Linked DNA regions of Homo sapiens: region 1 is linked to region 2. A link is an interaction called in ENCODE POLR2A ChIA-PET data of the cell type or tissue named here. Cell type or tissue: PC-9. All regions are shown on one strand. Each heading gives the region's core, and the rest is flanking DNA. Links, peaks and the distances in the headings are about the cores only. Region 1 holds the start of BYSL (bystin like). Region 2 overlaps C6orf132 (chromosome 6 open reading frame 132).

Region 1 (15,018 bases), core at 1,353-9,352, 170 kb after region 2:
GATGGGGGAAGGCAGAGGATGTGTCCCCTGGGGGCTAACAAGGTGAGTGCAGCCTGGAGAAACAAGCTTGGAGATCAAGGGAGGTGGGTCCTATATAAACAGGACAAGAATGTCCTCCGTCCTCCAAATACTAACAGGAGTAATGCCTACCTCCATTGACTACACCAAACACAGAGGTTCAATAAATATCTGTCTTTGCCTTTATCCACAGTGACCTGACACAATAGCCATAGAAAAAGTACTCACACCAAGCCCCAGCTGGGGACTGGGAATGCTAGCATATGGTATCTCAAGTTGGCTCTCAGAACTAAACAGGGATAAGGGCCTAGAATGGAAGAGGGAACCAGCCAGACCCTCAGTCCTTCCTGTCCTGGACTGGGAGCCACAGATGTCCCTGTGATCTGTCACTGCCCTGATCTGGGTCTTCAGCCATTAAAGCTCAGTGTCATCTTCAGTCACCAACGGGGGTCTTGGTGTCCTTCCAAACCCCTTTGGCCAGGACAGCTGACTGTTTTCCTCACTCCACGGTGATGGGAACATCTTCCACATCGCGGGGGACTGCACTCTGAAGCTCACGCCTGATTTCGGGCGATAGCTGTGGATGGGGCTGCAGCCGGAGCAGTTCTAAGAGGGCCTCTTTCTGGTCTGTGGCCAAGTCGGCCTTGTAGCGCTGGACCAAAGTCAGGAGGCACTGGTGCCACAGCACAGGCAGTTCACGCTTCTCTGTCCGGAACCCCAGGAAGTGGAAGACTAGGGCATCCAGCACCCGGTAAGGCAGTGCATACTTCTTATCCAGCAGCAGTCGCAGGAAGATGCTGTTGGCACCGCTGTATTCCATCTCAGCAATTTTCAGCATGGCCGCACTAGTGGGAAAGGGAGGTGGGGTAGAGTAAGCAGGGAAAACATTGGAAGAAGGATCCTACTTCTCCCTCTATGCTTTCCCCTTTTTTTCTTCCCCTCTGCTGGCCCTTACACTATGGTATTCCCCAGGGACCTTCTCACCTACACAATCATATTATACTCCCTTGACCTCAGTCACCATCTCTACAGGGATCCACCCAAATCTCTATCTCTAGCATAGACTGCTTGTTTCAGTAACCAACTAGAGTATGGTCCAAACATCTCAACGTCTCCACCCTAACTACTTTCTTCCTGTGTTTCCTACTCATTTGTTTATCTATTTACTGAGAACTTACTTTATGCCAGGCACTCGGGCCCTGTTGTTGCACAACTTACATTGAGGGGGATAATGATACACCTACTCATTGGCTTAAACAAGCACAAACCCAAGGCTTTCCTTAGCTCCTTCTCCACTCTGCCCATTCCCAAGTCCTGGCAATTCCACTATCTGGATATCCACTGACCAGCCCCCTTCCACCCCCAGCAATACTACCTGGAGTGCAACACAGGGATGGAGCACTTGGTGATGATGCTACCCACAATGATGGCTTCCCGGAGGGTACAAGTGCCAGACTCGCACAGTGGAATCAGGATCCCTAGGGAGAGTCAAAGGGCAGCCACTGTGAGCCCAGGATGAGAAAAAGGAGTTACAGCAGGAAGCATTCCCACCCAGCCCAGGGACAGCTAGCAATTTCCCACACCAGGCCTGCTGTGTTCCCCATAGAAGCTCCAGCCCTTCCCTTTCTTCCGTGCCTCTGGGATCCCACCTTTGAACCAGGCTCCAGGTTTGAAAAGGGCCTTCTTGAGAGCCATGTAGAGATGGAAGTTGAGTCGTTTGTATTCAGCAACGTCATCTCGTACTCGAGGGAGCAGGACAAGGTTGTAGAAGCGCTGGGCCATGCGTTCCTTCAGGTTAGAGGCAAAAATCCTAGTGGGAGTTAAGCGGGGGAAGTTTCCAACTCACACGACAGTCTGGACCCGGCCCATTAAATATCACCATGGATAGTGCATACAAGAGGTTTTAAAGTAAAATATGGGACCTTTCTTTCAGTGGGGGATGTGTGGGAGCTGTGTGCATGCAACACCCATCAGCTTAGAGAGAGAATAGGAGGGGCAATGAGATATACCCAAATGAGGAGCACCGTTTGTCTGTGGGAGAGCCAGAGCTCGTGCAAACTGATGGCTACTCAGCATCAGTTGAGTAGCCCTGAGCATGCCTGGGCAGTCACAGACTTCTGAGGGTCCTGCTACAGGGTTGTATCCCAGTGGCTATAAAAGCCTCTCCCCTAGAAATTCATCACAGAGGGTTGTATCCCAGTAGCTATAAAAGCCTCTCCCCTAGAAATTCATCACGGAGGGTTCCTAACTGGCTAACTGGGTCTTGGCCCCAAAAAATGACACAGGAAAAGCTAGAAAAATGATGCTATAAAGTAGCACAGAGAGGGCCCTGGGGCAAAGCTCAAATGCCCTGGGGCCAGAGGCAAGGAAAGCCTGTCCGTCCCAAACTCAGCCTGCACCTATAAACCCAAGGCCCCCGAACCCCCAGCTACTCTACCTGGTGGCCTGGTACATGGCAGCTGCAGTCCAGGCCTCCGGCTCTGTGACGTAGAGGATTTGCTCCCAGTTGGAGAGTGCAGGGATGATCTTAAATGCCTTGGGCAGTTTTCCACTGCGGTACTTAGATAATACCTAGGGATGAGGGAGGTAAAACAATCATCGTCATCCACATATGGCAAGCTTGCTGTGGGCTAGGAACTTGTCTGGGTGCTTTTAATATATTAACTCATTGCATCCCCACAATAACCTATAAGGAGGTGCCATTATTATGCTCATTTTACAGATGACCAGTGAGAGTTCCAGTAACCGACCCAAGGATGCCAAGTCATTTACAGGCAGAGCAGGAATCTGAACCCACACACTCTGCCTCTTAGGTCTGTTTTCTACTCCCATGACTTCTTTAGTATGTGATGCAGGCAAAAGGCAAAAAAGCCTGTGGCAGGAGCCCACAGCCCCCAAAGGGGTCTTCCACCATGGCTCCCCTCTCAGCTCTTACCTCCCGGACCCCCCTGTACACTTCTAGGACCCGGGGGTCCAGCTGGGGCATAGGGAAGCCCGACACCTCTGACATGACTGTCTCAACCTCTGTCTGCTTCTCAGTCAGCTTCTCCATGATGATGTCAGCCAGGGTGCGCCTAAGAGGGGAAGTGCCAAGAGGAGGGGAGAGAGGGGGCAAGGAGCACTGTGGTCACTGTCCAGGAAGCTCCAGACTCCCCACAGTCCCCTGTGAGCACCGCCATACTGCGATCCTGCTGGGATATGCAGCTTAGAGTTCTCTCTCTGTGCCCATTCATCCACCACAGACAGAATCACTGCAGGGTGCAAAGGAACTGAAAGTCATTCCATTTAGGACAAAGCTAGCAGTTGTACGGAGGTTATTATGAACCTCAACTCTGAAGTCAGTCTGCCCAGGTTCAAATCCTGGCTCACCCACTCCCTGGTATGATCTTGGGCATGTTACTTTACCTCTCTATGCCTCTGTTTCCTCATTTGTAAAATAGGGATAATAACGGTACCCACCTTAAAAGATTAATGGAAGGATTAAATAAGTTAATGTCTGTTCATTACTTGGAATGGTCAGTACACAGTAAGCGTTATCTATGGAAATATTTCTAAGACTGATTATATTCTTTTCAGCCTCCTTAAACAGTATTGTTGGGTGTATCAAACATAATCTTATCTTAATGATTCAGAATTACCATCGCCTTGAGCTGTCATATAATACTAGCATCTTCAGAGGCTGCTGAAGTGTATTTATTTATTTTTTTTGAGAGAGAGTCTACCTCTGTTGCCCAGGTTGGCATGCAGTGGCACCATCATGGCTCACTGCAGCCTCTATCTCTCTGGCTCAAGCGATCTTCCCGCCTCAGTCTCTCGAGTAGCTGGGACCACAGGAACATAGTACAAGGCCCAGCTAGTTTTTTATTCTTCTGTAGAGATGGGGTCTCCCCATGTTGCCCAGGCTGGTCTCACACTCCTGGGCTCCTGCCTTGGCGTCCCAAAGTGCTAAGATTACAGGTCTGGGCCACCATGCCCAGACTGAAATGTATTTAAAGCTGCTTCTCAGTTGGGCGCAGTGGCTCACGCTTGTAATCCCAGTACTTTGGGAGGCTGAGGGAGGTGGATCACGTGAGGTCAGGAGTTTGAGACCAGCCTGGCCAACATGGTGAAACCCTGTCTCTACTAATAAAACAAAAATTAGCCAGGCGTGGTGGTACGTGCCTGTAATCCCAGCTACTCGAGAGGCTGAGGTTGCAGTGAGCTGAGATCATGCCACTGCCCTCCAGCGTGGGTGACAGAGTGAGATCCTGTCACAAAACAAAACAAAAAACAAACTGCTCCTCTTTTCTGAGGTCCTACTCAATGCCAGGCACTGAGTTTGGGACTTTTCAGTCCTAGAGTCAGCGCAACACTTATAGGACACGGAAACTTATGCAGACATGGGAACTGGGCCTCAGGTTAATAACTCACCCAAGGCCTCACAGCTGTCAGGTGGGGGTAAGAGTCAAACTCAGGTTTTTGGAAGTCTTGAGTTAAGGTGCTTTATAGTACCTTATAATGTGCCCCCAAACTAAATGGCCTCTGATTGTTGAATTCATGTGGATCTAGGCTTGCTTTCTGAAGATGCCAGCTATCATTTCTTACGACTGCCAGGAGTTCTGATTACTTCAAGGAGCTTGTCTACTCTATTTACTACAAGCTGGAAAAGCATTCTGCTAAATTGGTCAGCATTATCAGTGAAGTAGGAGTTATGAGGTGCTGAGTGAGAACCTGAGAGGCTCTCTGGGGGGACAAGCCCAAGTACATACTTTATGACATATATTTCAACTGTTAGGCATCAATCTGGGAGAGGGGCTCATTTTCATTTCTTCATTCTGCATTTTCAAATAAGCTGCCACAGAATTTATCAGCCTCCCTGTCCTTTTATAGTATGATTAGCAATGAGATGCATTAGCCCAAAACAGCCTAAAGTATCAGGGACACCATTATGTTAATATCACAGGGTCAGAATGAACTGGTTGAGGACCCTTATCCTAGACTCCACTCCCAAGGGCCAAAATTTATGGGCTCAGGAGTTTGACCACAGGCAGTCTAAATGCCTGCATGTTTTGGAGCTAGCATTTATTATAGATGGGAATAAATTAGTGGTCCTGACTAGGGGCAGTCTTGCCTCCCAGAGGACATTTGGCAATGTCTGATGTCATTTTTGGTTTTCACAACTGGGGGAAGGTTGCTACTGGAGTCTAGAAGTAGAGATCAGAGATATCTACTAAACCTCCTACACTGCACAGGACAGCCTCCACACACACACAAAATTACCCAGCCCAAAATGTCAATAATGCTGAGGTTGAAAAACCTTGGCTTAAATGAAGCTTAGGATATGAAGACTTGTCCAAGGAAGTTGAGCTTACCGCTAAAAAAACTAAGAATACCAAAACCAAATGCAATAGGATGGCTCTCCCCAGAGGTGTAAAAGGGGCCTGGAACTGTTTCCCTGGCAACTGGGCAGTTGTACAACAAATGGACATAAGGACACAATGTTTTTTGAGGCTGGGTCATTCCTACTCACAGTGGTCCTTTGAGGATGGGCCAGTTTTGTCAAGGTGGTCCCCTACAGCTAGCAACTCCAGGGCCCTTTCCAAAGGTAGGGAATCATAAGTCTGCCAGGGAACTTGTTTTCCTGTGGGAACTTTCTACAAGGACTCATTATCCCAAATCCCCAGGCCTACCTGGCAGGAGGGTTCTTGTTCATGAACATCTCTATGGCACGCTCATCCTCAGGGTCCACAACCACCTCTGCATGATGGCCCGCTGCTGTCATTGTGGCAGCCTTCTCCAGGGTGGGCCACTCCTCGTCCTCGTCATCTGATCCATCCTGAGGCATTCTTGGACCTAGAAGAGGGGAGACTAAATGGATGAGCACAGCAAAAGGTAGCTGAGGGATTTCGTCAGTTTAACTTTAGCCATTATGTAGTACAGGCCTCACATGTGGTTGTGATAGACGCAGGTATGTGCAGTGAAACAAATGCATTAGCTCCCTGTCCCCAGGGGCTTGCAATCATGCTTGAGAAACAAAATGTATATACAGGAAACAATAAGAAAAGCAATGGCCATAAATAATAGTTAACATACCATACTCAGTTATGTAGAAGGAACTTTTTTTTTTTTTTTTGAAATGGAGTCTTGCTCTGTCACCCACACTGGAGTGCAGTGGCTGGATCTCAGCTCACTGCAAGCTCCGCCTCCCGGGTTCATGCCATTCTCCTGCCTCAGCCTCCCAAGCAGCTGGGACTACAGGCATAAGCCACCAGCCCGGCTAATTTTTTGTATTTTTAGTAGAGTTGGGGTTTCACCATGTTGACCAGAATGGTCTCGATCTCTTGACCTCGTGATCCGCCCGCCTTGGCCTCCCAAAATGCTGGGATTACAGGGCGTGAGCCACTGTTCCCGGCCTGTAGAAGGAACTTCTAAACACTATACCCATGTTAACTGTTTAATCCTTATAAACCCAAGAAGTGGCCGGGCACGGTGGCTCACGCCTGTAATCCCAGCACTTTGGGAGGCCGAGGCGGGCAGATCACGAGGTCAAGAGATCGAAACCACCCTGGTCAACATGGTGAAACCCCATCTCTACTAAAAATACAAAAATTAGCTGGGCGTGGTGGTGGGCGCCTGTAGTCCCAGCTATTTGGAAGGCTGAGGCAGGAGAATCACTTGAACCCAGGAGGTGGAGGTTGCAGTGAGCCAAGGTCACGCCACTGCACTCCAGCCTGGTGACAAAGCGAGACTCCGTCTCAAAAAATATATATAAAATTAAAAAAAATAAAATAAACCTTCTTATGGAACAATGGCAAATAAATAAATAAATAAGAATAAACCCAAGAAGTGGATACTATTACTATACCCAGTTTCAAATGAGGACATTGAAGCACTGAGAAGTTGGGTAATTTGCCCAAGACAGGTAGTCTGGGTCTAGACTGCATTCTTCACCACTATTCTACACATATTCGGGTTTGATTATATGCCACAATGAGTAGTAGAGACAACATATGCACTTAAAGGATGAGTGGTGAGGACAGTTAGGAGCTGGATGGGCAGTTTGGGAGCAGAAGGAGTGTGTTCCAGACGCAGAGAAAATAAGGCTTGGATATAAGAGTCTCCTAGGCAATAGCAAGAAATAATGCTAGGTACGTGGGAAAGGTGAAGCCAGACTGGAGGGCCTTTAAATTCAGGCAGTAGAGTTCAGATTTCAATCCACCAGTCCATTTAAATACATGAAGTTGGCTGGGCGTGGTGGCTCACGCCTGTAATCCCACCATTTTGGGAGACCAAGGCGGGTGGATCATGAGATTGGGAGTTCGAGACCAGCCTGACTAACAGGGAGAAGCCCCGTCTCTACTAAAAATACAAAATTAGCCGGGCTTGGTGGCGCATGCCTATAATCCCAGCTACTTGGGAAGGCTGAGGCATGAGAATCGCTTGAACCCGGGAGGTGGAGGTTGAGGTGAGGTGAGCCGAGATCGCGCCACTGCACTCCAGCCTGGGCAACAACAGCAAAACTCTGTCTCAAAAAAATAAATAAATAAATAAATAAAAATAAATAGGCCGGGCGCGGTGGCTCACGCCTGTAATCCCAGCACTTAGAGAGGCCAAGGCGGGCGGATCACGAGGTCAGGAGACCGAGACCATCCTGGCTAACACGGTGAAACCCCGTCTCTACTAAAAATACAAAAAATTAGCCGGGTGTGGTGGCGGGCGCCTGTAGTCCCAGCTACTCGGGAGGCTGAGGCAGGAGAATGGTGTGAACCCGGGAGGCGGAGCTTGCAGTGAGCCAAGATCGTGCCACTGCACTCCAGCCTGGGCGACAGAGCGAGACTCCGTCTTAAAAAAAAAAAAAAAAATGAAGTTAGTCCATTTAAATAACTTCTGTTTTTGGAAGGCTACATGTCTGGGCATCTGGAAAGGGGTCTAATAATCCAAGTGGGGAGCTATAATGCTACGTATCAATAGGTCATTAACAACAAAGGCAGTGTGTGATAAACACTAAATAAGGGGGAACAGACATTTTGTCTCCACGTTCCAACGGTCCCCCAAATTTGTACTTTGTAGGTGGTTCTCCTTAGTGCCAGACCCTAACTCCAGGTGTCTCCTGTAAGCTGCTCTTGGATGACTCACAGGCACCTCAAATCTCACCCGTTATCAACTAAACTAATTTTCTTTCCCTCCTAGGTCTACACTGCTAACCATCCACAGCTCAGTAAACGGCACCATCGTCCACCCAATGCTAAGCCTGGGAGGTACTCTTGCCTCATCCCCTGCCCTCACCCTCAACACCCAATCAATTACTAAATCATATTCAATTTTACCTCATAGACTGTCTCTCACATGCTTCACAGCCCCATCTAAGCCTAGATCAGCATCATCTCTTGCCTGGATTTATTCAACAGTCGCCCACTGGTCTCTATGTTTCTGACCTTGCTTCCCTCCAACTCATTTTCCACTCTGCAGACGGTCACCTTCCAGAAACACATATTTGATTTGATCAGCCCTGTCCTTAAAATTCTCCAGTAGCTTCCCATTCTTCCCACTGCTGTTAGGATGGTTTTAAAATCTTTTGTAGGCTTGGCTCCCACCTACCTGACCATCATTCATTACCGATTAACCCAGTCATTCAGCAAACACCAAGCACCTACTATATGTGAGGCACTGTTCGGGGTGCTGGCAATATATCCACGAACAACCGAAACCAAAAGACTTTGTTCTATACAGCTTACATTCTAATTGGAGGAGATAGTCTACGACCATACCACCCTGAACGCACCCAATCCTGTCTAAATGGAAGAGACAGACATAAATAAACATATAAATATATTGGGTTAAAAGATAAGTACTATGGGCTGGGTGCAGTGGCTCATGCCTGTAATCCCAGCACTTCGGGAGGCCGAGGCGGGTGGATCACCTGAGGTCAGGAGTTTGAGACCAGGCTGGCCAACATAGCGAAATCCCCAACTCTACTAAAAATACAAAAAAAAAAAAAATTAGCTGGGTGTGGTGGCGGGCGCCTGTAATCCCAGCTACTTGGGAGGCTGAGGCAGGAGAATCGCTTGAACCCGGGAGGTGGAGGTTGCAGTGAGCCGAGATCGTGGTATTGCACTCAGCCTGGGTGACGGAGCGAGACTCTGTCTCAAAAAAAAAAAAAAGATAAGTACTATGAAAAAAAGATAGGGCAGAAATGCTGGGAGTATGGAGATGGAGTAGAGTGCTGCAATCTTAAATGGAGTGGATAGGCCTCTCTGAGAAAGTAACCCTACAAGTGTATGAGAACAAACTATCCCAGAGAGAAGGAACAACCAGGCCAAACCCCCTAATTTCCCACGTTTAAGGCACAATGAAGCCTAAATAGGTGGAGTGGAATGGGCAAAGAGGAAAGCAGTAGAAGAGGTCAGACTGGCAAAGGAGGCAGATCATATAGTGCATTGTAGACCATTGTAATCCCCCACCTGTGAGTACTTTGTAGAGAGTATGAGACACGGCAGGGTGCAGTAGCTCACACCTGTAATCCCAGCACTTTGGGAGGCCAAGGCAGGGAGGGTCGTTTGAGCCCAGGAGTTTGAGACCAAACTGGGCACCACTGTGAGACCTCATCTCTACAAATAATTAAATAATTAGCGGCCAGGTGCGGTGGCTCACGCCTGTAATCCCAGCATTTTGGGAGGCAGAGGTGGACGATGACCTGAAGTCAGGAGTTCAAGACCAGTCTGGCCAACATGGTGAAACCCCATCTCTACTGAAAATACAAAAATTAACTGGATGTGATGGCTCACGCCTGTAATCTCAGCTACTCAGAAGGCTGAGGCAGAAGAATTGCTTGGACCTAGGTGGCAGAGGTTGCAGTGAGCCAAGATTGCGCCACTGCACTACAGCCTGGGCGACAGGCTCAAAAAAAAAAAAAAAGAATTAGTTGGACATGGTGGCACACACCTGTGGTCCCAGCTACGTGGGAGGCTGAGGTGGAAAGACGACTGGAGCCCAGGAGATTGAGGCTGCAGTTAGCTATGATTGTGCCACCGCACTCTATCCTGGGTGACAGAGAGAGAGAGAGACTCTGTCTCAAAAAAAAAAGAAAAAAAGAAAAAACGGAGAATATGAGATACTAACGAGGAGGCTACTGTGATAATCCAGGTGAGAGACTGTGGTGGCTACGACAGGATGGTGTTCCAAAGCGGTGAAAAGTGGTCTCATTTTGGATACACTTTGAAGGCAAAGTCATCAGAATTTCCTTACAGATCAGATGTGGGGAGGGAGAGACAGAGAGAGGAGATGGTGGGGGCAGGGAGAGAGAGGAGTCTAAAGTTTATCTCGAGCAAATGAAAGAATATGCTACTAACTGAGACAGGGAAGGCAATGGTGAGAGAAGCAGGTTTGGAGGGAAGGTCAGGATTTCTGTTTTGTACATGTTAAATTTGAGCTGTCTGTTAGATTTCAAATTGGAGATGCCAAATAGGCAGTTGAATATAAGAATCTGGATTTCATGGAAGAGATCAGGGCTAGACTATAAAGTTAGGAGTAGTCACTCAAGGATGGTATTTAAACCATGAAACTTGCCAGCACCAGAGAATATTTGAAGAGGTCAGAGGACTGAGGAGAAGAGGTTGCAATAAGAGTCAGCCAAGGATACTGAGAAGTGAGGTGGCAGTAAAACAGGAGTGTTGATGTCTTAGAACCCAAGTAAGGATACTGTGGCCAGAAGGCCACTATTCAATTGTGTCAAATATTGCTTTAGATGAGATCTGAGAAACGGATGAAGCACCTCAGAGGTCAACACTCCCTCCCTAGTGAGAAAACATCAGACGTCTTTCAATTCATCTCTCTCGCTCTTTGGCTGCTAAACAATGTGTTTTCTGCTCATAACACTTCCCATTCGTTTTTCAGTTCTCAGCTTAAAGGTCCTGCTGCAATCGGAGAAGCTTCTCAAGACCAATGCTATTGTTACCAGGGAAACGATACTTTATCATGGAAATATATTATTCTAAGAGTCTACTTAATTGCCTCTCTGCTGGGCTTGACTGTAAGGTCCTTAAGTTAGACGTGCCTGTGTTGTTTACTTCTGTACCCAAACATTCGATAGAATTCCGAGCATAGCGCAAAGCTCGTAGTGGGTATCCCATAAATATTTACAAAACCAATGGATACATGCTAGGAGCACTTAGTGGCGCGATCGATTACTGTTGGCCTAACTTCGGGGGTGTCTAGAAGGGAGTGCCTAAAACTAGGAGTGGACGCGGAGGGCTCTAGACAGGGTTCAGTCTCCTTTGCAAGTGTAATACGGACCCCTTTGTTGACTCGAAGCAATTCCCCTGCCAGACACTTTTTAGCTGCCCACCCCGCCCCACTACTGGCCACTGTCTTCCTCGGACCTCATCCCAGACACTCACCCAGCCGCGTGGTGCGTTCCCGCGGCGCCGCGGGCTTGTCCCCAGTCCCATGCTCGGCCTCGAGTTCCTCCTGTTGCTGCCGTGCTTGCTGCAAAATCCGTCGGCTCAGCCGGGGCCCCACATACTCTTCCTCCGCTTCTCCTGTCCCGCGACCCCGCCGCTTCTCCCGGACCCCCGCCCGCACCGCATTCCCAGCCAGGATCTGATCGGCCAGGGGCGCATGTTTTTCCTGACCCCCCACCCCACGGGCCGCCTTGAATTTGGGCATTTTTCTCGAAAAAGTTGCCGGGAAGGATCGCACGTGGGGACTGAAGAAAGGCCAGGATGCGCTTGCGCGGTGGACTCCCAGCGCCCAAGAGGCCGCCCGGCGATCACAGCGCCCCCTAGCATTCGGAGGCCAGAAGCGCCATCAGCGCCGCCCCTCCCACTAAAAGAGCTCCCGGGTTCCGGAGCTGGACTCCCGAATATATTCACTGCCTTTAACGTTAGCTTCTCTCAATAGTGCAGTCTTTGAGTGTCGCTCTCCTAGCTTCATGGATGTAGGCCTAGAGTGCTCAGCCAAACGGGAATGTCTGGATTTAGAAACCTCGGGGCGGGAATCCGCAGATGATGTCAGTGGAGGCGTCACCGAGGGGTGCCGAGACACGCCCCATTCCTTGGGGAAGGCGTGGACCCGGCGCTCTGTTTTTACGTATTTCCGGAGTCCCTTCTGAGACAGAAGGTTGTGTTGGGGAACTGAAGGAGTTTCTGTGGGCGGACAGGGAACCCTGCGTTTCTACTGTGTGATTCTGCCACCTTCCTGGCCCGACGCCATGGGAGTGACTTGGTAGGACTGCAGGGGGTTTTGTGGGGCGGGGCTTGGAGTTGTGAAAGGCCGGAAAGAGGACCTTGACCATGGTCCGCCGTCCTCTGGGAGCTGAGGGAGATGTCCTCGGGTTGTGTAGATGAGAGGATGCCGTCCGGGCTGCGGGTTCCCCGGGCTTGTTTCCTCAGAGATGCGCCCCTTCCTCTTGGAAGGCGGGAAAGCAAAGGTTTTTTTTTTGTTTTGTTTTGTTTTTTTTAAGACGGGGTCTCGCTCTGTCGCCAGACTGGAGTGCAGTGGAGCGATCTTGGCTCACTGCAACACTCCGCCTCTTGGGTTCAAGCGATTCTCCTGTAGTCCCGAGTAGCTGGGACTACAGGCGCCCGCCACCACGCCCGGTTACTTTTTGTATTTTTAGTAGAAATGGGGTTTCACCATATTGGCCACGCTGGTGTCGACAAAGCAAACTTTTTATCCCAGGAACCTATCAATGGTTGTATACCTCATTCTCTTCTGGATACATCTTCCTTCCCGTGAGGCCATAGTACTGCCTGCAGTGGGACCTCAGGGTTGGAAATAGGGTCTTTGGACTATGACCCACCTGCAGACAGGGTTGGAGGGAGTGGGCCATAAGCAATCAGGAGATAGTATTTTTTAAGATTTTCGCCTGCTCTTCCCTCAGCCATCAAATACAGTTAGACCCGCTTGTGTCTGTTTCTAATTTGCTCATTTTAAGATCTTGGGTCTAGAGGAAAAAAGGGTATTGATAATAAGGAGATCATGGTTCCAGGCACTTTATCTCTTTAGGACCCGTTTCCCACTATGTTTAATTCCATGGTTGGTCTAGTTTCAATGGAGTTTTTATCTTTCATATGTTTTAAGTCTCAGTTGAAAGAAGATGAGGTGGCAGGGAAAGGTATGGGTCCAGTGCTCGTGGAGGCGTTAGTTGTAAGGTGCCAGGTCCCAGAACATTTTTTTCTTATCTCAGTAGATGTGAGCATTTTTCCCGTGGGAGAAATCCGGAGGCCAGGATATTTGAAGCCAGTGGATATAGGCTTCTCATACAAAAGCATGTGTAGGGGAAATACTTTTCCTCCTGGTAGCCCAGGTTCTTGCAGGTTTCTCAGTGATTGCACTCTTGCTTCCTACGATTGACACGATCCTCCTGTGTTCCTTAATGGAAGCAAGATATGTGAGGAATGGAAATGGAAAGGATGCAGCGTAGAACCCTGGAACCCTTGCTCTTTCTTTTTTTTAAAGAAATAGAAATGGGGTCTTGCTGTTTTGTACATGCAGGTCTTGAATTCCTGAACTCAAGCGAGCCTCCTGCTTTGGTCTCCCAAAGTATTGGCATTATAGACATGAGCCACCGTGCCCAGCCACCCCTGCTCTTTAAATGGAGAAGGCAGCTCCAGGGAAAGGGCTCTCTGTTGGCCCCCTTATCAACGTTTTCAGAATCCTAGGACTTCTGTCACTTGTAGCGTCAGTTTAGGGATTCTTTTGTATTTCAAAATAAGGCACATTAGCAACATCGTTTATCAGTGTTTTTTTCTGATAGAGTAGTGACAATTTTTAGCAACAGAAGGACTCTACCTTAATAGATTCATTTAGTTGATCATAAAGCAATGTCATCTATGACTGTTTTCTTGATTTCTATATAGCTAAGTACTGCTTGTACTATTGTTTATTAATTTTTTAATCGATTTTCCTTAATGTTTTAACAGGCACTACATCCTTATACAGGCAGTCTAGTTAGTGGTTAAGAGCATGGACATCAAGCCAGGTTGCTGGGCTTTGAGTCTTGAGTGTACCACCCATTAACTGTGTGACCTAGTGCAAGTTATTTAACCTCTTTGTGCTGTACTTAAGTTTCCTCTTTTTTTTTTTTTTTTTTTTTTTTGAGGCAGAGTCTCACTCTGTTGCCCAGGCTGGAGTGCAGTGGCGTGATCTCGGCTCACTGCAAGCTCCGCCTCCCGGGTTCATGCCATTCTCCTGCCTCAGCCTCCCGAGTAGCTGGGACTACAGGCGCCCACCACCATGCCTGGCTAATTTTTTTGTATTTTTTTTTTTTTTTTGAGACGGAGTCTCGCTCTGTCGCCCAGGCCGGACTGCGGACTGCAGTGGCGCAATCTCGGCTCACTGCAAGCTCCGCTTCCCGGGTTCACGCCATTCTCCTGCCTCAGCCTCCCGAGTAGCTGGGACTACAGGCGCCCGCCACCGCGCCCGGCTAATTTTTTGTATTTTTAGTAGAGACGGGGTTTCACCTTGTTAGCCAGGATGGTCTCGATCTCCTGACCTCATGATCCACCCGCCTCGGCCTCCCAAAGTGCTGGGATTACAGGCGTGAGCCACCGCGCCCGGCCATTTTTTTGTATTTTTGGTAGAGACGGGGTTTCACCGTGTTAGCCAGGATGGTCTTGATCTCCTGACCTCGTGATCTGCCCGCCTTGGCCTCCCAAAGTGCTGGGATTACAGGCGTGAGCCACCGTGCCTGGCCAAGTTTCGTCTTTTTTTTTTTCTTTTTGAGATGGAGTTTCGCTCTTGTTGTCCAGGCTGGAGGGCAGTGGTGCGATCTTGGCTCACTGCAACCTCCGCCTCCTGGTTTCAAGTGATTCTCCTGCCTCAGCCTCCCATGTAGCTGGGATTACAGGCGCACACCACCATGCCTGGCTAAGTTTTGTATTTTTGGTAGAGACAGGGTTTCACCATGTTGGCTAGGCTGGTCTCGAACTCCTGACCTCAAGTGATCCGCCCACCTCGGCCTCCCAAAGTGCTGGGATTACAGGCGTGAGCCACCATGCCCGGCAGTTTCCTCATTTGTAA
Region 2 (16,996 bases), core at 5,053-13,052:
CACTTTGCTCCCTTGGGCAAGACACTTCACCCCTCCTACCTCTGTATCTTCCAACGAACGATGGGAACAACAGTTCAGTTTGGAGGAGTAAATGAAGTGGTGGATGGGATGTATGTCATGTCTGTCACACCTCTCAGAGGTGCTTCAAACTCACTAATGGCTTCCCGTGTCACTCAGAGAAAAGGTTCTTGCAAGGACTGCTGGAGTCTGACCGGAGTCTGGCCACTTTGCTTGCTTGCTTTCCCCTCCCACACTGCCCCGGCCACAGCATCTCCTGTTGCTCCTGAAATACCCCAGGCACATTTCCGCCTTGGGGTCTTTGCACTGCAGACCTCTCAGGTTAGAATGCTCTTCTGCGAGGCATCTGTGTGGCCGTCTCCCTCACTCCTCCCTTCTTTGCTCAAATGTCACCTTCTCTGCGAGGCCTTCTCAGACTGCTTTATTTATTTATTTATTTATTTATTTGAGATGGAGTCTCGCTCTGTTGCCAGGCTGGAGGGCAGTGGTGTGATCTCAGCTCACTGCAACCTCTGCCTCCCGGGTTCAAGCAGTTCTCCCACCTCAGCCTCTGAGTAGCTGGGACCATAGGTGCACACCACCATGCCCAGCTAATTTTTGTATTTTTAGTAGAGACAGTGTTTCACCATGTTGGCCAGGATGGTCTCTATCTCTTGACCTCGTGATCCACCTGCCTCAGCCTCCTAAAGTGCTCGGATTACAGGTGTGAGCCACCGCACCCGGCCGGACTGCCCTATTTAAATTGCACCTGCTGCACCCCTCCCCTGCTGGTGTTTTTTCCCATCGCACTCATCCTCTAATGTGATAATAATGTACTCACACATTATGTTCATTGTCCCGTTCAAGCGTAAGCTCCCTAGGAGGACCAGTGTTTGTCTGTTTTTTGTTTTGTTGGTTTTTTTGCTGCTGTACCCCAGCTCCTAAGTCCTGCCTGACAGTTGGGTGCTCAGTGAATGTTAGTTTTCCCCTTCCCCACTCTTGGTTTCTTCAGTTTGAAGTCAGGCAGCTGGGAGGAGCCCTTCAGAGCCGCACACTCCCCAGGTTCGCCACACTGTTAGGGACTGAGAGGAGGGGAGCAAAGGATGGGTGCCCCTAAGAAGGAAGTAGACTCTGGGAGAGGGGCTGGGGACCTGGTCCGAGGACAAGAGAGGGATGTGCGCTGCTGGGGCCAGGGGCTCTCAGCATCTCTTTAGCACCCAGATTGTCCAGGCCACCTTCCTTCTGCACACCCCTGTTCTATTCTGCAGTCCAGAATCTGCCTCCATTCTCTATGAAGTGGACAGCTGGGTTCTTAATAGTTTCAGGGTCTTTAGAAAGCAGGAGTAGTTTGTGCAAATTGCTCCCTCCTGCGGGTCTCTCACCCAGCCTTCCTCACTGAGGAGGTCTCTCGCCCCTGCCCCATGACTTCCTATCTCTTTCCCACCTTCCCTGTCTCACACAGTCTGAAAAGTTAAGCACAGATGGTAGGAATCAAAGTGGTTCCATTTTATTAAATGCCTACTGGAGGCCTGGCACCATGACAAGCCCTTTCTGTGTATTTGCATGGATTCTCTCATTTAATCCTCACAACAGCTGTAAGAAGCGAGCACTGACATCATGCCCCTTTGACAGATGAGGAAACTGAGGCTCAGCAAGGTTAATTAGTGTGTTCAAGGTCACTCATCTAATAAGTGGTAGAGCTGGGATTTGAACCCTGGACTTTCTGGCTTGGCCAAGGTCAAGGTCCCAGCAAGAAACAGATGGCGCACTCAAAGGGGATAACTGAAGAGAGTTGAGTAAAGGGACAGTATACCAGAGTGTGAGCTTGGTTAGGCGACTCTTGTCTCCTGGGGACAGTGACACCCAGGGACTGAACATAGTGGGAGAGGGACACCCCGACAGGACCTGTGTCTGCGGGGCAGGAAAGACAGCTGCTGCCAACCTGTGACGCAGCCAGGAGGCAGCCAGAGGAATCAGTGCCCTGGCCCTCTTGTCCCCACCCCCCATCTCAGGGGGCAAGGGAGTCCCGGCACAGGTTAGAGGGTGACTCTGGGGAGGCAAATGGAGGTAATTCCATACAGGCTTCAAAGGCTGTGCCAGGGACAGGCAGGAGACGCTCCCTAGAAAGAAGGGGGGACACCCCCAGGACAGCTCAGGAGACTGGACACAGGGCTGCTCCCTCTCTTGGTGTTCAGGAGAAAATGATCCAGTCATTCTCTTGGGTGCCCACCCCTGCCCCTGCCCTGGGTAAACAGAAATTGGCAGGGCTAGTCTGCCTTGTTCCTGCCCCCCATCTTTGCCTCTCCTTCTTTCAGGTACCAGCTCACTAGTCAATGGCAACCTCCGACTGTACAGCTCTGTGGGTGACCTGAGGCCTGGACAATATGGCCAGGATCTACTCATCCCCCCACCTCCCCCAGGCCCAGCCCCAGGGCCCCCTCAGGACATTTCAGAACCTCCAGGGGGGTCGCCACTGCCATCTCCACCTTCCACAGCACCCCCACCACCTCCCCTGCTGCTGGAACCCCCACCCCCGCCCAGCATGGCCCCACCTCCACCCCCAGTATTGGAGGCCCTATCCCCACCACACACTCTTTCCTCCCCATCCATACCCACCCCTCCTGACTTCATTCCCCCTGCCCCACCCTTGGCCTTTCTAGCCCCCCCACCGCCTCCTGTGCCAGCCCCAGCACCCCCAGCTCCAGCATCTCCTCACACAGTGGGGACTCGTCTCTTTCCCCCTGGGGGTGTCACCAAGTGGAAATCAGATGTAGCACTGAATGGCAGGCAGGCAGAGGCCACCAGAGCCAGCCCCCCGAGAAGCCCTGCTGAGCCAAAGGGGAGCGCCCTGGGACCTAACCCAGAGCCCCATCTCACCTTCCCCCGTTCTTTCAAAGTGCCTCCCCCAACCCCAGTCAGGACTTCGTCCATCCCAGTTCAGGAAGCACAAGAGGCTCCCCGAAAGGAAGAGGGGGCCACCAAGAAGGCTCCCAGCCGACTCCCACTGCCTCCCAGCTTCCACATCCGCCCCGCCTCCCAGGTCTACCCAGACAGGGCCCCCGAGCCAGACTGCCCTGGGGAGCTCAAGGCCACAGCACCAGCCAGCCCAAGGCTTGGCCAGTCCCAGTCCCAAGCAGATGAACGAGCTGGGACTCCGCCTCCAGCCCCTCCCCTGCCCCCTCCTGCACCCCCCCTCCCTCCCCCAGCACCCCCACTTCCCCCAGCTGCACCTCCTTTGCCCTGTGCTCAGAAGGCAGCCCATCCACCTGCTGGGTTTACAAAAACCCCTAAATCCAGCTCTCCTGCTCTCAAACCCAAACCCAACCCCCCCAGCCCAGAGAACACAGCGTCTTCAGCACCTGTGGACTGGAGGGACCCCAGCCAGATGGAAAAGCTGCGGAACGAGCTGGCAGCCTATCTCTGTGGCTCCAGGAGAGAGGACCGATTCCTCAGTCACAGGCCAGGCCCAACAGTGGCCCCTCAGAGCAAGGAGGGCAAGAAGGGCCCCCGCCTGCCTGAGAAGGAGACTCTCCTGAGCCTGCCAGCAAAGGACACTCCCCCAGGTGTTCCTGAAAAGAGTCTTGGCGGCAGCAGCCTGACAGAGACAGAGGCTGCCCCCAGCCTGACCCTGCCCTCTGTGGACTACATTCCCCAAGACTCTCCAACTCCCAGTGTGCGGCAGATCCGGAATGAGCTGGAGGCCCGGCTCTCCTCAGCAGCAGAGAAGGAGGCTAAGCCCAGCATAGGATCTCTGCCCCCTAAGCCTCGGCTAGAAGGGGGAAGAATTTGTGAAAACGGGGCTGATGATGACAAACTCTCCAAGCCTGTGGCCAAGAATCTGCCACCTCAATCCACCACCCTGCTGCCAACTACATCACTCCAGCCCAAGGCTATGTTGGGACCAGCCATACCACCCAAGGCCACACCTGAGCCAGCCATACCACCCAAGGCTACACTTTGGCCAGCCACACCACCCAAGGCCACACTTGGGCCAGCCACACCACTCAAGGCCACATCTGGGCCAACCACACCACTCAAGGCCACATCTGGCCCTGCCATAGCATCTACAGCCACAACTCTGCCCACCACCACATCCCAACTGATGGCAGAGAAGGACTCAGGCCCAGCTGGCCAGCCAGAGAAGCCAGCATCTCAAGAAGTTTCCACTCCCTCCCAGGCAAGGGGAGAGGGGTCCCCCTCAGAGGCCACTAGGCTGCCCACACAGGGAGCCCGCTCATCTGCAGCCTTCCCACCAAAGACATCTCCTGGTGGAGGAGAGGTGCCATGTCTCTACAAGCCCCACTGCCACCAGAGCAGCCTCAGCCGTGAGGTTGCTGTGGTGATGCCCACCCTGGCCAGAGGAGGGGCTGCAGGGCCAGGGGAGCCCGTGGAGGTGAAGGAGCCCCCAGGGCTGCCAGCCAAGCCTCCTGCCTCGGCCCAGCCCACTGATGAACTCCTCAGGCACCCGGTGACTGGGGAGGTGGTGGAGCGGGGCTCGCCGATGGCCCTGCTCCTGGCGGCCAGGCAGAGGGCTCAGAAGGGAAGGTCTGTAGGGGCTGCCCTGGGTCGGTCCTCTCTGCCAGGAAGTCTCCGTGACCACAGCCACCAAGCCGAGGCCAGCTCTGACAGCATCTTCCACAGCCAGGGCACGCCCAACTCCTTCACTGTGGTGCCCAAGTTACCCAAGGAGGCTGAGAAGGACTCCCCGCTGACGACCGAAATACCCAATAAGTGGGGGCCGCGGCTGGGAAGAGACGCAGAGGGCACAGAGCTGAGCCGCAGGCACAACTGGACAAAGCCAGAGCCCCAGGCCCCTGTGGCCTGGGAAAGAGTAGCTCCCTCCAACCTCCCCCAGGGCCACCCGCTGCCCAAGTCCTTCTCCTCCCCACCTTCTCCTTCGAACAAGAGGGAGGAGGAGGAGGAGGAGTTCAACTTCGAGGTCATCCCACCGCCGCCAGAGTTCAGCAATGACCCTGAGCCCCCGGCCCCGGCCCTCCAGTATCTGGGCCGCCAGAGCTCCCCTCCCCGGAACAACTACTCAGACTTGAGGCAGCTCCCGAACGCTGGCCCCGGGGCGCCCCCGGCTCTCGGCTTCTCGCGCTTTCCCGCGGGCGCGCGCTACGCCGGGGCTGGGGGCCTGGAGCGCTTCTCGGGAGGGGGCCGCTCGCTCATAAAGAAGCGCCTGTACGTCGGGGAGCCGCACCGAGGCCCAGGGCTACCCCACGGTGGCACCGGCCGCAGCCTGAGCTCTCCCAACTGCTTCGGGCCGCAGCCCGGAGGCCCCGAGATGCGGCGCGTGAACTCGGCGGGTCGCGCGCCCCCCGGAGGCCTGCACGCGCCGAGGCTGTCCCTGGAGGGCGCCGCCCGGGGCGCCGCGGAGGCCAAGCACAAAGCGCCCGGCAGCGCCGACTACGGCTTCGCCCCAGCTGCCGGCAGGTGAGCTGCGGGCCCGGCTGGTGCGGGAAGCCAGGAGGGGTGGAAAGCCAGGCGAGGGCCAAGGAGTCCCGGCCATCCGTCAAGAGAAAACATTTGGTTTTCTCCCTTCGGCCTTGCAGGTAGAACGCGGGAGGGAGGCCCACTTACCGGGAGAGGGCGCTGTTGGCGCCTTCCTGACCTCCCTCCTGACCTCCCTTCTCTTTCCCCACCAGCTCCTCTCGTCTGTCTCTCTCCTGCCCGCTAGATCCCAGAGGTCAGGCTAAGTGTGGGGCGGGGAGAGATCTGAGTGGCCCTTGGGTGGAGGGATTTCCCAACACAGAGTTGGATCCCGACACAGGCCAGGAGTGAAAGAGTTCTGAGTGAAAGGCTGTTAGGCATGTTCTCCGGCCAGCAGGGCCCAGACCAGAATGGGAGCCCTGTTTGTGATGTCTGCGGTCCCTCCCTGGGGTCGATAAGCCCAGGGCTTGTCGGGGCAAATACAGAAGTATGAGCAGCATCTTTTCCTCTCGGTCCCTCGGGGAGATGAGAGACGTGTTGGCTAACCAGCTGCAGATATTCACCTCACATCTCTTGCTCTCCCCCAGGTCTCCCTACACCACCACCCGCTATGGAAGCCCCATCAACACGTTCACCGTGAGGCCTGGGACCCGCCATCCCATCTCCTATGTCTGCTCAGGGGCCCATCGGAAAGCCACCTCCTGAGCCAGGGGTTCTCTTAGCTCTACTCCAACAAACTGTGTCTTTAAGGATCTGGGCACTTGTTTCTTGTGGGGGGTGGGAGGTACACAGCAGGTGTTGGGCGACCTGACTCAGACACAGAGGAGTCTTTGATCCCCAAAGACCAACGATGAGAAGCAGTGGCCCAGGAAGACCGAGAGTGGGCTTCTGTTTCCCAAAGCGCTGGTGTGACTGTGGACTGTTTACACGTGGGGGGTGGGAGGGGAAGGAGGGTAGAGAGAAGGAACCATTAAGGACCTGGGCGCTGAGTTTCTGCTCTCTGGTACTATCTGCTTTAGCAAGAGTTATTTAAAACAGTTTTACAAGCACGGCCTACTGAGCAGGTTCTGAAAGCAAGGGGTGGGGCACTGACTGAACTGGAACCCATCGAGATAGCTGTGATTGCCTGTCAGGCCCTTGCAAAGGGCTGAGGCCCAGCTCTGTCTGGTGGGTGTGCAGGGCACCGAAGGGAGATCTTTAGCCTCCATCACCTGCCATCCCAAGCAAGAGTGGACACCTGGGGTTCCTAGCCGCATTGAGGTGGGACCAGGAATGTGTATGTATAACATGTGGAGAAGGACCATGTGTGGGGTGGGGAGTGAAGCTCCCACATGTGGAATGGAAGCCCTTTGCATTGGCCAAGGGCAGAGGTGGGAGATTGATGGTTCATTTTTCCTTGGCCCTAGCCCTTAGCTACAGGGAGGCCTAGAGAGAGGACACTTGGCAAGTTTAGGATGGGAAACAAGGTTAAGCCTGGCTTTGCTATTCAGACCTGTGCAGCCCTGATTTTGGGGACTGGGCCCAAGGAGCCATGAGTCTTAGGCTTGACACTAGGGGCCTTACATGGCCAGGTCTCATATGGGATTTGGAGAAGGCATTTTTCCTAACACTGATACTACAAGTCACCAATACTCTTGATGCCTTAAGATGCTAGAAAGCCTTGGAGAGTGGAGGCAGCAGAGATGGGAATGGAGGTCTGAAGAAGCTTGCTGCTGTTGGGGAATGTGTTTGGGAAAGTCAAGAGTGGTAGGATTGGTTGGCTGGGCGCGGTGGCTCACACCTGTAATCCCAGCACTTTGGGAGGCCGAGGCCGGTGGATCACTTGAGGTCAGAAGTTCGAGACCAGCCTGCCCAAATGGTGAAACCCCATCTCTACTAAAAATACGGAAAAAAAAAAAAAAAGAGTGCTAGGATTGGGCCAGTTAAGAGCAGGGGAGACCTGGCTGGGCATGGTGGCTCACACCTGTAATTCTAGCACTTTGGGAGGCTGAGGCGGGTGGATCATGAGGTCAAGAGATTAAGACCATCCTGGCCTACATGGCGAAACCCTGTCTCTACTAAAAATAAAAAAATGACCTGGGCATGGTGGTGGGCGCCTGTAGTCCCAGCTACTCGGGGCGCTGAGGCAGGAGAATCGCTCGAACCCAGGAGGTGGAGGTTGCAGTGAGCCGAGATTGCACAATTGCACTCCAGCCTGGCGACAGAGCGAGACTCGTCTCAAAAAAAAAAAAAAAAAAAAAAAAAGGAGCAGGGGAGACCTATCAGTAGGGTGACCACGTGTCCTTTGCCTGGGCAGTCCAGGTTTATGCTTGTTTTCCAGTGAATTAGACCCCCTTCCACTTTTCAAAAAAGTCCTGGTTTAGATGCTGTGATCACCAAACATATCAGGAAACAATATTCCTTGGTCTTGCTTCCCTATCTTCAGGTACTGGTGGGCCAAATTCCTGGGACCAGGTCAAGGTGGGCTGCCTCAGTAAGAAGGAAGGACTGGAGAGTGCCCATTTCAGAGGAGCAGGCTGGTGGGGGCCAGCCAGAAAGTAGTTCCCTTTGGGGGGAAGATGTTGGACCTTTATTATTTGTGGTAACCAGCCGAGGCTGGTTGTCAGGACAGCAGGTGAGCCACTTTAGGGAAGAAAGTGCAGGGGTGGGTGGATGCCCAGATTACCAAGGCCAGCCACCCTGATGGGGTAGGGTCTGGTTATCTGTGTTCAAGAAGCAAATCCCACCCCAGCCCCAGCACTAGCTCTCTATGTATGTATTTTCCCTGTACAATGTTTTATAAAAGAGATCATTAATTTATCTGCTATGTTAAGGCTCGAGGGGTGGGGCGTAGACTCTCAGCTGTATATTGCTCTGGGGTGGGCAGGGAAGGCTGAGTCTCACTTGACTTGGAAGATAAACAGGCCAGTTTGGACTGGCCTCCAGCTCCGTGGCTGTGTTTGTCTAACAAGGATTTGGGTAACTACTGGATACAAGCCACTGTGCTTAGTATGGATAGACTGCCATCAGCTCACCCACATGACTCCTGTTCATGGCAAGCTAATAGTCTGTCTGGTGGAAGAGGATTGAAAAAGCACACAAAAACATCATAAATTACAAGGAGTAGTAAGAAGGAAAAAACAGGGAACGTGAGAGAATAACTAGCGAGTGGGGAGAGGAGTGGATTTACTTTAACAGGGTAGTCAGGGAAGGCCTCTTGTGGTGGTGACATACTGATTTAGGCAAAGCGTCCAGCACGTGCCTAGCGCTTAGTAGTTGCTCAGCAAATGGCATCTTTGGGTGATGAATACCTCACATTTGTATATGGCCTGTCACAGTTTTCCATAAAGCTTTTTTTTTTAAGGCCATCTTGACGTCATACTTTTAGAATATTTTATTTTATTATTATTATTATTTTAGACGGAACCTTGCTCTTTCACCAGGCTGGAGTGGAGTGGCATGATCTTGGCTCACTGCAACCTCTGCCTCCCAGGTTCAAGCGATTCCCTGCCTCAGCCTCCTGAGTAGCTGGGACTACAGGCATGCGCCACCACACCCAGCTAATTTTTGTATTTTTTAGTAGCGATGGGGTTTTACTGTGTTGCCCAGGCTGTTCTTGAACTCCTGACCTCATGATCCACCCACTTCGGCCTCCCAAAGTGCTGGGTGGGCGTGAGCCACCGCACCCGGCCCCCAATTTTTTTTTTCCAAAAAAGTAACCAGAAAAGTCATCTCAAGACAGTGTTAGAGAAAGCGTTGTGTTTCCTCCTCTGAGTCTTTTGTGGGGGCTTTATGGGAAAGGGAGGATGACTCACTTACTCTGAAATCTGGGCTTCCAGGAAGGGCCTCTCCCATCCTTGGAGCCTCCTCATTCTCCTGTCTCTCACTGTCCCCCCACCTCTACCATGATGTCCTCATTCTGGAAACCCCGAGCAGGGATAGTGGCTTGGGCCCTTCGTCTGGCTTTTCTCCCCACACTTGCTCCCTTCTAACATTTTCTCCCTCATCTGACATGGAAGGGGCAATGGTTAACCCAGGAGGGAGGGCAGAGAACAAGGGCCCCACATCCTGGCTCTGCCTCTGACAAGCTGTGTGACCTTGGGTATCAGCTGACTCATCGGAGAAGTGAGGAGGACGGACTTGGGCCGTGTCTGGATATTAAACTTTGTTGGGTCCCTGACCTCTTTGAGAAACTGATGCATGCTTCTCAAGAGGCCGCAAGTGCATTTTACACACTATTTCAGGCACCCCACAGATCCCCCAGATTCAGGCTCCACAGGCTTCATGTTGAAAACTCCTTAAGTGACAGTGGTCAAGGTACCCACCAACACTTATTTAACCTTGACAGTTTGCAAAGTTCCTTCTCTCTCTCGTTTACCTGTGACAGTCCTCTAAAATGTGCCAGCCGTGTAATACTCCTAATTGCATTTTGTTGTTGAGGAAATGAAGGCCCCGGGAAGAGACGTGAGTTGCTCAGAATGGCCCCTCTGACTGGAAACCCTGTTCTTTCTGCGTGAATCATCACAGCTGCCTCCCTTATAGCTGTAACCACTCTCCCCACCCACTTATCCTCTCCCGGTTGTACTCCCCAAACTTTACCTCTATTAGAGTGGTGGAGAAGAGGCTGAGTAGGCTAAAGCTACCCTGGTGCCAAAAAAGGTTAATGGGCATGGGCGGGGCAGATGTTCCTGGATCAGATTAGCCACACCTTGGTTTCTGAAGCCGTTTCACTGTTCCCTGGGCCAGAACTCCACCCCACCTCTCTTGTGAAGCCCAGCCTGGCCGAAAGCAACAGCTAGGACAGGTCCCGGGAAAAGCTGAGCTGGAAGCCTGGGGCCTGGCGCCAGCAATATATAAAGGGGCCTGTCGTGAAAAAGGTCAAGCTCAGCTTTTGTCACGGCCAGGCTTGTTCAAGGAGAGAGGCTTCCCCTCACTCCCGGTGAGCCCTTCTGTGCAAAGCTGTAGGACAGAGGTGACTCCGGAACCTGGAGGGGTGAGGCAGAGGCCACCTCGCTGCTGAGCTGTCAGGCAGGCCTGCCCCCACCTGCCTACCCAGGCAGACTGTGGCCACTTCCCTTTCAGCAGCTCAAAGGCCATGCTCATGCCCCATCATCAGTCAGCTGTATGGGAAGGGTGGACACTGGCACCCATCAGAGAGCCTGGGCCCCCTCCCTCCGAAGCCCCAGGGATGGCCAGAGTCTGAGCCCTGCTGTTGGGGCCTCTGGGATGCTTTTTGCCAGCAATGTGAGAAAAGGTGCTCTTCTGGGAGAGAGGAAGAGACCCAGGCAATTTATTATGAATGCTCCCCGTTGTATGGATAATCCTGTGCTCCTCTGCCCAATTCCCGCACCTCTGGAAACTTCATTCACATTTGGCACAGATGAGCCACTCCTCCCTCCTTCCCCTTGAGAATCGTTCTCTGAGCCTGTGCAGAACAAGGTGCTCCGATCCTCTATCTTGCACACTGGCTCCTTTCCTCCCCCCAACTGTCTCCCTGTCCACCCTGTCGTCGGCTCTCCAGTCCTCCTTCTGTAGTTTCTTCCTCAGAAGACAGTGTCGCCCCTCATGCTCACCTGTACCAGGGGTCCATATTTCTAACTTTGGAAGTGCCTCCTGGACATGTCCATGTGGTTGCCTGGCCATCCACTCAAATCCAGCCTCTCCAAAAGGAATGATTCTCCCCTACTTCCTTCTCACACAATTGTGTGGCCAGAGTAGCCGGACCAATGGCTCCAAACTACCCCCAAATACTCATCCCCGCCTCACTGCTTGGGCCCCCTTGGCTTCCCCTAGGCCAGCTCACACTCAAGGTCCAGCTTGGATCGGAGCTCCTACAGGAAGCCTTCCCCAGCCCTGCTCTGCTCGGAGACCTCTTCCTCCTCCATACCTACCTCTCCCACTTCTGTGGCAGGCTCTTCTTTATCCTCAGGCTTCAGCTCAGACATCCCTCACCTGCTAGGCCACAGCAGCTCCTGCAAAGCTTCCCACGGTCCCTGCTGCTCTCCCTCCCCGCACCTAGTGTTACTTGGTCTACATCTCTCTCCCAGCAACTTGTAAGCTCCACAACGTAAGGACGCCTCACTCATCACAGTATCCCCAGCATCTGGTGCTGCTCCTGGCACCAGCAGGTGCTCACTATATTGAGTTTATTGATGAATACAAGTTAGTACTTAATCAAATATCATCAAGCACTGTGTAAGTTCCTTGGCTGGGCGCGGTGGCTGACACCTGTAATCCCAGCACTTTGGGAAGGTCGAGAGGGATGGATCACGAGGTCAGGAGTTCAAGACCAGCCTGACCAACATGGTGAAACCCTGTCTCTACTAAAAATACAAAAAAATTAGCCAGGCGTGGTGGTACACGCCTGTAATCCCAGCTACTCAGGAGGCTGAGGCAGGAGAATTGCTTGAATCTGGGAGGTGGAAGTTGCAGTGTGGAACTTAATCTAATGCTGAGGTTATCAGGCTGAGGGAAGGTTTAGTTTTAGGGATGAGTCTCTAAGGTCTCATCATAAAGGTGTCCAGATGCCTTGGAGTGGCTCCTGCCTGGTGGGCTGAGATACTGCATCCTCTAAGTAGAGACATGAGCTAGGATGTTATGGCACCAGGTGAGGGAGTCCTGGTCCTCAAAGGATCTCAGGCAGCCCTCTACACCCCACCAGTGAGCCAGCCACAGGGGCGGCCAGCTCCAACAATCCAAGTGACTTGCACTCTGTTGCTTTTTCCCTTTTGAGCTCCTTTGGTCTTCAGCAAACTTACTTGGTGCCACAGCCTATCTCAGCTGTGGACCAAGGGTAAAGTTTCCATTACATGTGGGCGGGAGAATTGAGAAGGAAAGCACCTCTGGGGGCCAGGGTGGCAGAAGCCAGCCAGGTCCGACCTGTTCACCAGCCCTCCCCACCTGCAGAGCCCACCTTCAAGAGGAAAGCCTTACAGTTCTAGGTTTGGTTTTTATTAAGGAGTGAGCTCCCTGCACAAGGTTTTGAGGGCCTAGCAGGGGTCTAAGCACAGAGTGGGGACCCAGTAGACTTGCTGTTTTGAATCTCTTCCATCTCAGCATAGGATCATTAGCCCTAATGCTACTCTCAGAAGTGGGACACTGGCTTCTCATTTTCTTTTCTTTCTTTCTTTCTTTTTTTTTTTTTTCCTGAGGCAGGGTCTTGCTCTGTCGCCCAGGCTGGAGTGCAATAGTGCCATCATAGGTCACAGCCTCCAGAGCTCAAGTGATCCACCTCAGCCTTCCTGGTAGCTGGGACTACAGGCATTCACCACCAGGCCTGGCTAATTTTTTTTTTTTTTTTGAGATGGAGTCTTGCCTTGTCGCCCAGGCTGGAGTGCAGTGGTGTGAGATCGGCTCACTGCAACCTCCACCCCCCATGTTCAAGCAATTCTCTGCCTCAGCCTCCTGAGTAGCTAGGATTACAGGCGCCCGCCACCACACCTGGCTAATTTTTGTATTTTTAGTAGAAACAGGATTTCACCATCTTGGCCAGGCTGGTCTTGAACTCCTGACCTTGTGATCCACCCGCCTCGGCCTCCCAAAGTGCTGGGATTACAGGCGTGAGCCACCGTGCTCTTCCTAATTTTTGTCTTTATTTTTTGTAGAGACACGGTCTCGTTAGGTTGCCCAGGCTGGTCTTGAACTCTTGGGCTCAAGCAATCCTTCTGCCTCAGCCTCCCAAAGTGCTGGGATTACGGGCAAGAGCCACCGCACTTATACTCCCTTCTCATTCTTGAAAATGGAATATTTTCAGTCTTGTCTTCTACAGACTGAGCCTTCTGACTCCTTTCAGCTTTCCTCACTGCAGAGAAGCATCTCCTGCCGCTTTTCATTGTTGCCTTAGTTTATTTTCTGAGCCATTCAAGAGGGTTTGGTAGGCTCCTACTTTCTCTGTCTCTCTCTGGGCTACCCCATCTGTCATCTTCCTGCCTTTTGGTTCACAACTTTCCAGCATTTGTTCTAATAGCTAAGGGCAGCACAGAATTCCACCAATGCAATTCAACACTGCGAGGGGGCGCCACTCAGTACAAGCCAAGGAACCTCGCAAGAGGCTCACAGTTGAGTGTGGAAGACAGACGTACACACAAATAACTGGACTATGGAGCAGGAGAATGCAAAGCTCTTCCACCCAGGAGAGCCCGGTGGCCCAAGAGAGCACGGGACCACATGGGGCACTGTTGGGTTGTCCTTGTGGGTGTCCTCTCTTGCTGGCCTGTGACCCTTGTGGGAGCACGTGCATGAGCTGGGCAGAGGAATGAGGGATGCCCTTTGTGTGCTTATTTTTCCTACAGAGTGAGTTGTGGTCTTTCGGTGACCTCTCTTGGCCATTTAAAGCTGCCCTTGACATTCACTTTAACTGGATTCTCCAGGGAGAGGAGAGGGGAGTGCCAGAAGGCACCTGTGTAATTTACCCTGGTGTCCAGCACCGCAGTCTTAGCCTGGCATCCCCGTGTGTGCATGTGGAGTGGGCATTAGCCAACAGGTGGCACTTTGCTCACAAGTGCCTGAAGTTTGTGTGACTGGTGGGGTTCAGGTTCAGACTGAGATCCATCTGAGGTTGACATGGCTTCTCCTAGGATCCAGGCACAAAGCTAGGTGCTGTCTGGCACACCAGTCATTCTCAAAACTCAGAAGTGCATCAGAAGCACTTGTCAAAACACAGGTGTGTGGGACTTGTTCCAAAGCTCCTGATTCAGTGGGTTTGGGATGGGGCTGGGGAATTCACATGTCTTTCTTTTTTTGTTGTTTTTTGAGATGGAGTCTCACTCTGTCTCCCAGGCTGGAGTGCAGTGGTGCGATCTCGGTTCACTGCAACCTCTGTCTCCTGGGTTCAAGCAATTCTCCTGCCTCAGCCTCCCGAGTAGCTGGGATTACAGGCACCCACCAACATGCCTGGCTAATTTTTGTATTTTTAATAGAAATGGGGTTTCATCATGTTGGTGAGGATGGTCTCGAACTCCTGACCTCAGGTGATCCACCCACCTCGGCCTCCCAAAGTGCTGGGGTTACAGCGTGAGCCACCACACCTGGCTGGGAATTCACATTTCTAACAAGTTTCCAGATGAGGCTGCAAGTCCTGATGGTACAGGGATGGCACTTTGAGAACCCCTGCTGTGCAGTGTCATGTGTCATCACCTCATCTCCCTTAGGGCAGATAGTGCCACTCCCAGCTTACCAAAGAAGAAACTACAGCCTCCACAGGCCAAGTGACCTTGCCAAGGCCACACAGCTGGAGGGTGCTAGGGAGCCAAACTGCACCTGCTGCACTGCCTTTTGCCCCCAGGGCAATGTGGCTGGGGTGGGTGTGACAGCATCTCTCCAAATTTTTGTTCCAGAGAGGGCAGTAAGTAGAGAGGGCAGGCTTGGGGTAAGCAGTACTGGGAGGTGGTCATAGAGTCACTGTTAGGCTAACAGTCATTCCTTGGGTGGCCATAATGTTTTAAAGACACTTTCAGCAAGGCACAGTGGTGCATGCCTGTAGCCCCAGCTACTTGAGAGGCTTGCTTGAGCCCAGGAGTTTGAGACTGGCCTAGGCAACATAGTGAGACCTCATCTCAAAAAATATTTAAAAATAAAAATAAGATACTTTTGCTTCTATCTATCTATCTATCTATCTATCTATCTATCTATCTATCTACCTATCTTAGAGACCGGGTCTTACTGTGTTGCCCAGGCTGCTGTGCAGTGGCATGACCATGGCTCACTGAATCCTTGAACTCCTGGACTCAAGTGATCCTCCCACTCAGCCTCCTGAGTAGCTGGGACTACAGGTGCACACCACCATGCCTCACTAATTAAAAACATTTTTTTTTTTAAAGATGGGGTGTAGGCCGGGCACGGTGGCTCACGCCTGTAATCCCAGCACTTTGAGAGGTTGAGGTGGGCAGATTACGAGGTCAAAAGATCGAGACCAGCCTGGCCAACATGGTGAAACCCCATCTCTACTGAAAATACAAAAATTAGCTGGGCGTGGTCACGCGCACCTGTAGTCTCAGCTATTCGGGAGGCTGAGGCAGGAGAATCACTTGAACCCAGGAGGCGGAGGTTTCAGTAAGCCGAGATTGCGCCACTGCACTCCAGCCTGGCGACAGAGTGAGACTCCATCTCAAAAAAAAAAAAAAAAAAAAAAAAGATGGGGTGTCGCTGTGTTGCTCAGGCTTGCTTCTGTTTCAATCAAGCCTCATGATACTGGTCAGCAAGCACTCACAATGGGTGCTACACTGTCTCCCTGACCCTCTCCCTTTCCAGGACTGAAGCTTTCACACCCCCAGCCAGCAGCTGGCAGTCCCTCCCCAGGAACTGTCCTTCCCGGGAGAGCCACCTCACCCAAGGTCACGCCCACACCCTAGAGGCAGCTCACATTCACTAAGTCCCTCCCCTCAATGCGGGACAACTCTGAAGGTCCTTGCAGACCAGGGCGCCCCTCCATTGCAAGTGCAGGCAGCCCAGCTTTTCCCTGTGCTCACTTCTCCCTCTCCCATGCCAGTGTGCTTCTTGAGGGCACTCCCAGCAAACTTGCTGCACACAAACCTCAGTCTCCTGGGGAGCCTGTCCTGCAACAGCTTATTAGGTACCAGGCACGATCCTAGGCACTTTACGCATATTATTTCATACTATCCTCCCAACAACCCCAAGAGGCAGGCACTTTTATTATCAAAGGCTATGTAACTTGTCCAAGGTCACAGAGCTAGCAAGCCAGAGAGCCAGGGTTGTCATGCAGGGAGTTGGGCTCCGGGGCTCTGAAATGTTACAACACTGTCTTAATTCCTATAGTCTAGCTTGAGGAAATTAGACAGAAGAAACAGTGAAGATGTATTCTGATTTGAGGGGGGAATAAATCTCAGCCGGGCACGGTGGCTCATGCCTATAATCCCAGCACTTTGGGAAGTTGAGGCGGGTGGATCATTTGAAGTCAGGAGTAGAAACTAGCCCCATTTCTACTAAAAATACAAAAGAAAAAATTAGCCGCGTGTGGTGGTGGGTGCCTGTAATCCCAGCTACTCAGGAGGCTGAGGCAGGAGAATCGCTTGAACCCAGGACACAGAGGTTGCAGTGAGTCGAGATCGCGACACTGCACTCCAGCCTAGGGGACAGAACAAGACTCCGTCTCAAAAAAAAAAAAAAATCTCTGTTGCCCCAGTTTTCTACCAGTCTCACTTTAGTTTCTGAATATGCAGCCCCCTGGTGTCTTAGTTGACTTTAATGGTTCTTATCCAGGGCCAATTTTGCTTCCCAGAGGATATTTGGTGATATCTGGAAGATCTGGAGATATTTTTTCATTGACATCCTAGGGGGATAGTAAGGGCATTCAGCAGGTAGAGGCCAAGGGTGCTACTAAATGTCCTACAATGTACAGGGCAGCCTCCCACAACAAATCTAGCTAAATGTCGGTAGTACTGAGGTTGAGAAACCCTGTGCTCTAGCTGGAAGCCTGGTGTCCTGGCTGGTTTTACCCTGAAGGAGTCCCAGTGTGATGACTGCTTGGGAGTGGACTTTGGTGAAGGTGGTGAGAGATACTTGAGCATGGGAGTGGAGAGAAGGTTTGGAGGGCAAACCTCCAAGGATTTCATGATCCTTGAAGGACAAA

What was found. ChIA-PET counts read pairs that join two places held together with the same protein. Peaks named below come from ENCODE experiments on the same cell type or tissue, not always from the same donor. Only the 100,000 strongest peaks of a DNase experiment are listed, where the experiment ranks them.
Region 1: POLR2A ChIA-PET joins it to region 2 with 10 read pairs; 4 of 35 experiments call an interaction of 5 or more read pairs at or near these places.

What each region holds. Positions count from the first base shown.
Region 1 is chr6:41,918,206-41,933,223 of GRCh38, reverse strand. BYSL (bystin like) reads right to left here and starts at 11,725. Exons shown (of 7, transcript NM_004053.4): 1 at 11,394-11,725; 2 at 5,688-5,850; 3 at 2,954-3,092; 4 at 2,456-2,589; 5 at 1,668-1,828; 6 at 1,394-1,496; 7 at 178-863. The coding sequence starts at 11,661. The coding sequence ends at 518. It overlaps MED20 (mediator complex subunit 20), which reads left to right and starts at 12,085. Exons shown (of 4, transcript NM_004275.5): 1 at 12,085-12,219. The coding sequence starts at 12,206. RefSeq lists enhancers at 7,464-7,964, 12,021-12,120. In PC-9, for the core only: no CTCF peak of the experiment used is centred there; no DNase peak of the experiment used is centred there.
Region 2 is chr6:42,092,900-42,109,895 of GRCh38, reverse strand. It overlaps C6orf132 (chromosome 6 open reading frame 132), which reads left to right. Exons shown (of 5, transcript NM_001164446.3): 4 at 2,313-5,433; 5 at 6,018-8,777. The coding sequence ends at 6,135. Among named protein-coding and RNA genes, the nearest start is that of C6orf132, 41 kb to the left of the region's middle. RefSeq lists silencers at 5,073-5,222, 5,243-5,342, 5,503-5,552, 9,460-9,681. In PC-9, for the core only: no CTCF peak of the experiment used is centred there; a DNase peak (open chromatin) is centred at 10,025; H3K4me3 peaks cover 830 bases; H3K27ac peaks cover 4,754 bases.